Regions from separate parts of the Homo sapiens genome. Here regions 2 and 3 are each linked to region 1. The links are chromatin loops, found by intact Hi-C in ENCODE. Cell type or tissue: heart right ventricle. All regions are shown on one strand.

The links. A loop is a pair of places that touch in the nucleus more often than their neighbours do. Peaks named below come from ENCODE experiments on the same cell type or tissue, not always from the same donor. Only the 100,000 strongest peaks of a DNase experiment are listed, where the experiment ranks them.
Region 2: a loop joins it to region 1, with 2.2 times the contacts of the local background. A loop is called at or near these places in 11 of 110 quality-filtered maps.
Region 3: a loop joins it to region 1, with 2.4 times the contacts of the local background. A loop is called at or near these places in 11 of 110 quality-filtered maps.

What each region holds. Positions count from the first base shown.
Region 1 is chr16:48,541,018-48,543,517 of GRCh38, reverse strand. N4BP1 (NEDD4 binding protein 1) reads left to right here. Exons shown (of 7, transcript NM_153029.4): 7 at 257-2,500. The coding sequence ends at 614. Among named protein-coding and RNA genes, the nearest start is that of N4BP1, 68 kb to the left of the region's middle. RefSeq lists enhancers at 896-1,396, 1,397-1,897. In heart right ventricle, a CTCF peak has its summit at 1,183 (motif pointing right); DNase peaks (open chromatin) are centred at 247, 1,377 and 2,267.
Region 2 is chr16:48,270,908-48,273,407 of GRCh38, reverse strand. All of the region lies in intron 7 of LONP2 (lon peptidase 2, peroxisomal), which reads right to left. Among named protein-coding and RNA genes, the nearest start is that of ABCC11, 25 kb to the right of the region's middle. In heart right ventricle, a CTCF peak has its summit at 1,543; no DNase peak of the experiment used is centred here; H3K27ac peaks cover 2,017 bases.
Region 3 is chr16:48,277,859-48,280,358 of GRCh38, reverse strand. The region is part of intron 8 of LONP2 (lon peptidase 2, peroxisomal); the gene reads right to left. Among named protein-coding and RNA genes, the nearest start is that of ABCC11, 32 kb to the right of the region's middle. In heart right ventricle, a CTCF peak has its summit at 1,052; a DNase peak (open chromatin) is centred at 776; H3K27ac peaks cover 2,500 bases.

The DNA.
Region 1 (2,500 bases):
AGACCTGGGAGGGTGGTGCTCCCTCATAGAGCGCATTGATTCCCTGGCACGCCTTGAGGTGATGTCAGTGAAATCCCCGCAGGCTCCTCTGTGGGTGTCTCATGGCACCATCTCCACCTCAGTCTTGCATCCTGCCTTTGGAAGCCAGGGAGCGGCATCCTGAGCCTCAAGGCCTGCCGCAGGTACCTTCTAAAATAGCTCTATGATTTTTTGTTTACTTATAACCCAACTCACCAGGACTCACTTCCATTCACAGAGATATGCAGCCCCTACTCAGTGCCCTGCCAAATGTGGGCATGTTTGACCCCAGCTTCAGAGTCCCTGGCACCCAGGCAGCCAGCACCAGCCACCAGCCTCCGACCCGGATTCAGGGAGCCCCTTCAAGCCACTGGCTCCCTCAGCAGCCCCACTTCCCACTGCTGCCAGCCCTCCCCAGTCTCCAGCAGAACCTGCCCATGCCAGCTCAGAGATCTTCTGCAGAAACCAACGAGCTGAGGGAAGCCCTTCTGAAGATCTTCCCTGACTCAGAGCAAAGACTGAAAATAGACCAGATCTTGGTGGCCCACCCATACATGAAAGATCTAAATGCGCTTTCTGCCATGGTGTTGGATTGAAGATTGTGCTGAGCGCTGAGCTTGCGCTCAGGGCTGGCTGATCAAACTCAAGCTCACACCTGTACCTGATGGGAATGAACATAATGTGAAGAAACTTATTTCCCAGTGTAAACGCAGTTGTACAGAAAAAAAATGTTTTGGGTATAAATCTGGGTTTTCAAAACCAGCTTTTTTCTATATATAAATTATGCTGCTATTACAGATTTAACATTTTCTGTTAAAGGAAAGTCTACATTTTCTGCCTGTTCAGAACTGTTTAATAGCAGTTACTCTTGAGTGTATTTACCTTTTTATGTTTTTTAAACTATTTTCCTTAAAGCCGAAAATATTGACAAATGGATATGGTTAGCCTTTATAAATAAATAAAAAAAAAAGTGTTGCTTTCTTAAGGAAAGCAAGACGTCTTAAAGTATATTTTCTTGAGATGAGTATGTCCCATCACTACCATGAAGTGTGCTCACCCTTCCAGCCTCCTCTGCCCTCACCCCCGGAGTTAAAGTGGGTAAGAGTTGGTTTGTTCTGCAGTCTTTGGTTGGAGTGTTGTGAAAGTGGACCCGCGGTGCCACTAGATGGCACTTGGTGCCTAGCCATGGTGAATGACCAGGGCGAAGTTAGTCTCACAGAATACCAGGGCTAGAAGACATCGTGGAGCCCATGGAGTCCCACCCTCCTTCCCCCTTCCACCCTGCGCAAAAGGGGACGGCCCAGTGTGCACGCCGTCCGGCCATGCCCACAGCCACAGCCACAGCTGAGGAGTGGCCGGGCAGGCAGCAGGCTCCCCAGCCAGGGCTTGACACGCCCACAGTCAGGGGCCTCCACATGCCTGGCCTGGCTCTGGAAGTCACGTCTTAGCTTCTGAACACCGTAGCGGGTTATGAGGAAGTTTAATGAAGAGCCCGGTCACTGTGGCCATCTTGTGTCCCCAACTGCAGGAGACGCCCTGATGTGGAGTTTGTACAGCTTTGCCAAAAAATGGTTTTCTATTCTCAAAAGTGACCCAAGCCAATAAATAGCATTAGTAGCTTCTGTGGGGGGATCCCAGAGCCCCTGTATTTATTTTCCCTGTGTTTGTCTCTAGTGTCCTCCTAAACAGCCTTTCCTGTGAGTCTTTCTCAGAATTGATATCTTAATATTGTCTGTTCTAGGTGTTGCCCAAATTCAGTGTCAGTGAAGTTCTTTTCCTGGGCAATCTTAACATCTTTACTCTTATTGTCTGGACCTTCAAAGGGCTTTGTATTTTACACCTGCGCCCCCAGGCTGCTCACAGTCGGCTTGCTGCCTGTCCTGCCTGTCCGGATCTTGTCTCCTAGTCCTGAGGAGCGGAGGCTGAGAACTCAGTGCTGGTTTGTAAATGGTGAGGGGACTTGGGGGCATCCCAGAGTGCTCCCTCCAGGCCTGCTTCTTGGTTTTGTTTGATCACTGCGTTCTTCAAGGGATGAATCCAGAGCCCTCCATGAGGCCAAGCTTGTCCTTCAATCATGTTTCCTCTCAGATGCGTCCGTGATGCCTCCTAATGTGGAACTGGTTGTCCATTGTTTGGGCCTATGGCCAAGTCACCCAGCTGTGGAAGCAGAGGTAGAAGACGAGGCCAGCCAGGAGGGCGACTTCAGTCACAGCTCCCATGCCTCAGCTTTGTACCTGTTTTCAAAAGCACAACTGAGGTGTGCGGGCTGGAGCTGTCTTGCAGTGATTCTGGCCTTCTGGCTCATGGTTCAGTCCAGCAGCCTGGCTGACCCACTATTTCTCCTCTGCTTCAGAGGAAACCCAGGAAATGCCCTTACTGCCAGGCTGAGTCTCCACCCATGCTGGTTGGTGCTGGCTAGGCTGAGGGGGCCACCACTTTTCCTGGCTAGAAGCTACTTGACCTTTGATGTTTGAGTTCTGTA
Region 2 (2,500 bases), 270 kb after region 1:
AATATTAAGGCAAGCCTCTCTTTTGCTTCCCCATCTCCCACCTCATTATCATTTAACCATAAAAAACATATCTTTGCTTGTTTTTAAAATCAATCCCCAACTTATCGGCATCCTTCTTCTCATACGCAGGTACTTTTAGCAAAAGGAAAGTGTTCCACACATGGGAAAACAGGGAGAGTGAGTGGCAAAATCGAGAGGATAAGCAAGGACAATAACAAAGCAGCTTTCTTTTTCCCTGGCTTTCTTTTTCCTTGGCTATTCTAAGGCTGCGGAACAGTGGTGCCTACTCAAAGGCTGAGGAAAAACAAAACTTTTCATGAACTCTAACTGTGAGCATGTGACCGGTACTCAAACGTCAAGACCTGGGTTGTCTCCCAAATGCCTCAACTGTCACATGGAACCACATGTTCCCCCAGGCACACCCATGGTTGTGCTGGAATTGTCGGTTGTTCTTTCTCTCCTCCTCCTATTCACCTTCAATTCATAACTGACCTAAGTGCATGCTCTGCCCTCACCCTTTCCTCAACAACTGAACCCCACTACTCTCCACGTGCTTCCAAACAGGGTTTGAAATAAAATTTTTCACCAGGCTTTAATAATTCACGGGGTAGATGGGTAATATGTCCCCAACAGCACAAGGGCAGGTTGCTATAGTAGTTAATCAAACATCTGGTACACTGATGGCTAAGTAACACTTACCAGCAAGGTGTATCTAAAATCAGGCTGAATAGAATGATTCACAAAACAAATCCTTATACTTTTTACTCGGCAACAATCACAGCCTCCATATATACGTTTCTAAAAAGGTTATATTTACAAATATTTTAGGCAATGGTGATTGTAACACAACCTCCTTTTACAAAAGACCCATAAAGTCAATTCTTATTTTCTTCAGACTCAATTTTCTTAATACAGTCACATACACAAAAGCATATTCACTTGAAAAAAAGAACAAATTTTATATGTCAGTAAGGATTTAAAATAGAGATTTATTTTAATCCAGTGATGTTTGTAAGTGGTGAGAACCATGACACTATACACTGTCCATTAGTAGGCAACAGAAAAATGCATTTTCCCATAATTCTGCCGTATAAATTAAGTAATAATGCTGAGAATAGGATAAATATTTTAGAAGGCAATTAAAAAATCAGATTGAAATTTATAAAAACTCATACTGAAGCTTGTAAATCTAAATTTGTCCTCCTGAGAATTTATTAATAGAATTTAAATAATGGTTAAAGCTAATTTTTAGTGAATGCTCACTGTGTGTCAGGTATTGAATAAGTGCTTTCCAAGCCTTATCAAATAATCAATACCAATGTGAAAAGAAATAAGAACAAATTACCTACATGTCACGTGCTTATGATGTCAATTTCACATAGCATTAATTCCACGAACTCACTCTCTAAATGCCATCAAATACTTACTCTGTAGCTAAAATTAGAAGATTTAGGCCCTAGACGCAGCTTCTTTGAGTTTGGTCCAAGAGAAATGCCAATTCCTTTACGAAAGCAAACTATAGCCTCTAGTGGTACATGCAAGAATAAGAAGTCTAGGCAACAAAAATATCTTTTGAAATTGCCAGAAGAAATCACCCAAATCAATTCTCTACTCTGATCTGCACGCCTCATTGTTTATTTACTAAAATCTTGTGATGAGTCTTTTTTAAAATTTATTATTATTATTTTTTTAGAGATGGGGTGTCACCAAGTTGCCCAGGCTGTTCTTGAACTCCTGAGCTCAAGCAACTGCCTGCCTTGGCCTCCCAAAGTGCTGGGATTACAGGCATGAGCTACTACACAAGGCCAGTAATGATACTTTTTAAATGCGTAAGAATTTTAAGTGAGCAAATAAAAGAGAATAAAAATAACCATTTCTTATAGAAAAGTTTCTGAAACAGTTTCCCATCCCTGTCTATGGATAGGGATCCCTTTGAATAAGGCACATAGAAAACAAGATATTAAAAAAGCATCATATTCTTTTATAAGCAGTTCATGGTTCCTACATTTAAACATGTTCTTTAACACATACACTATAGGTATGTTTTCTCACAACTTACAATTGCTATGAATCCCTTAAACCACGAAATGTAAATTCATGCTTTCCCAAGGCAATTTCCATCAGATCAACAAAGAGACCAGTGAGAACAATGAATGCAACATGCAAATCTGATTCTAATAATGTCAGATTAATCAGAAACAGTTTTGTTGTTGTTTGTTTGTTTGTTTGTTTGAGATAATGTCTCTGTCTCCAGGCTGGCGTGCAGTGGGACAATCATGGCTTACTGCAGCCTGGACCTTCCCAGGCCTAAATGATTCTCCCATCTCAGCCTCCTGAGTAGCTGGGACCACAGGTGCATGCCACTGTGCCTGCATAATTTTTTAATTTTTGTGGAGACAAAAATTAAAATTTAAAATTAAAAAATTTAAATATAAATTTTGTAGAGACAAAAGTGTTTCCCTATGTTGCCCCGGCTGGTCTCAAACTGTTAGGCTCAAAC
Region 3 (2,500 bases), 260 kb after region 1:
GAACTTGCTTCAAAACAGTTGTTGAAAAAATTTAAGTGTCAGGGGAATACTCTAAAATTATTTTCAACAGGATAACTGTAAGTGTCTAATGGGAGAATCTGTCAGATAACCTGAAAAAATGTCCCAATATAAATTAAACTGAAAGTCTAAAGATATTATATAAGAAACTACTAAAATCTTAAATAATGTTCACTATTTTACTCTTCATAGTAAAAAGAACCAGTTATGGAGCCAGAAGGTAATGATCTTACAATAAAAAGTAGCAAAACTGAACCAAATCAAACCCTTACCTCCAAATACCAGGGCTTTTAAGTAAGGTAACTGTACTTTTTTATCGTCCAAACAAAACCCACTTCTGAGACTAAAAAAGAGTGCAATTAATATTAGGCATAAACTGGGAATGTGCCAAGCAAACCAGAATGTATGGTCTCCTGCTTAATAAGACACATGTCCCAGGCCATCCTGTTCTAAGATCACAAAAACAGAAAAAAAACAGGAAGCACGAGGCAGCTCAAAGCACAGAAATAAACAAGAAAAAAATAAAAACTTTCACAAAGTAAGTTTTCCTCAATTTTACAAATCAATTTGCATTAATAATATTTTAAGCAAGGGTAAAAGGGAGGAGGGGCTGATGTGCTAAAATAAGGAGGACTGGCTGAAATAAATTTAGGAAGCAGTCAGATCCCAGATCCCCTCCCCCACCCCAGCAAAACACTGGAAGTTTATTTTCTTAAGAACATAAAACAGTGGTTCTCTGCACAGGGGACCCTGGGCACAGCTGATAAGAACATATACTATGCTGAAAACAAGAGCTCAGGTGAATGCATATACACGGATGCTGAATGCAGTGATACCCCCGACCCCAATCATTCTTCCCCTGCTTGGTTCCCAGAATGATGGCAGCCAGGCCTTCATTCTCAAGGCAAGAGACAGGAAGTCTTCTCTGAGGAATCTGACCATCCTAAGAAGGAAGACTTAAAGCTATTGAGTAGAAGATTCCTCAACCAAACAGCACAGCCAGCTGACTCTATTGTGGAACTCACTGTTGATAAGCCCCACTCCTATGCTCATAGCCTCCAATCAGCCTTTTTGTCCCTTACTATTAAATATAAACACACAAACAAAAATGTCCAGATATCTAATGAAAGACTCTAATATAAAAGAGACTAAAAGAAATATATAATAAACAGATAAAAGCAGCTTAAAGAGAAGTAATTTTTTTCTTTTTCTTTTTAATATACCAAGTGGTCAGAGAAGTAAAATTTTAAAATATATCTATAAGTATCTTTCTCATGGAGATAAGATATATTACAACTATGTAACAAGAACAGGATACTATAAAAGAACATGCAGAGAAAGTTTTTGAAATAATAAATTCAGAGGGTTTTTAAAAGATAAATCTGAGAAAGTCTGCACAGAAAGTAGAGCAAAACATAAAAGTGGAGACTAATAGGAGAGAAAAGATAAGTCTGAAACATAATATCCAAGTCATGGGAGTTCCAAAAAATAAAGGGGAAAAGTCATCAATAAAAGAATTTAAGAAAAATTTTAGAACCAAAGAACAGGAAGAATTCAAAGAAAGAATGAGCAAAAATGCATGAAAAGAAACCCATGCCAAGGCAGATTATTAGGAAATTTCAGAATCCCAGGATAAAGGGAAGAACCTGAAAGTTTTCAGGGTAAAGCAGGTCTGCAAGGATAGGAACTGAATGGAATCAGTTTTACCAACAGCAACACTGGAAATGGGAAAGTGAAGTAAAATGGAGGCAAAGTACAATTCTATAGAAAAATTATTTCCAACCAGAATTCTTTACTCAAATTACTAATCAAGTATGAGGGAAACATAAAGACATTTTCAGATATGCAAAGTCTAAAACATTTACCACTCATGCAAGCTTTCTCAGGAAACTATCAGGGAGTTAACACCACAAAAATGAGGGAATGGACCAAGAAAGAGCAAGAAATGGAATACAGGAGACAGGAAATCCAACATGGTGAGAGGTGAAGGGAGAACCTAGGAAGGAAGCCATAAAACCGGATGTCAAAAACAACCAGTTCAGACCGGACGCTTAAGAAGATAAAATGGATAGAACACCTAAAGTGTCTGAAGGTCTTGACAGAATTAGACGATTGGTGAAAAAGTAAACAAAAGAAACAAGACAGCTAACTCTGAAAATATTCTTAAAAAGTAGAGAAAAACAAAAATAGGAACAGGAAAAGTGATCACAGTTTACCATGTGGCTCCTGCTGTGAAAAGCATTTACATAATCATAATAATGTAAATACTAATATGGATGTATTAGTATTCACAAGAAAAAAACAACAAAAAAACAAGAAAAAAATTCTTATTGCGAGATCTAAGGTATAAAAATGATACAGTGGGGACAACGGAAGAAAAAAGGTAAAATCTTCACCTCCTGTTGGGGGGCATCTATAGAAAATGACAAAAACTAAAAAAAAAAAAAATCAGGAAGTGCAAGATAGCCATGCTATTTTGAAA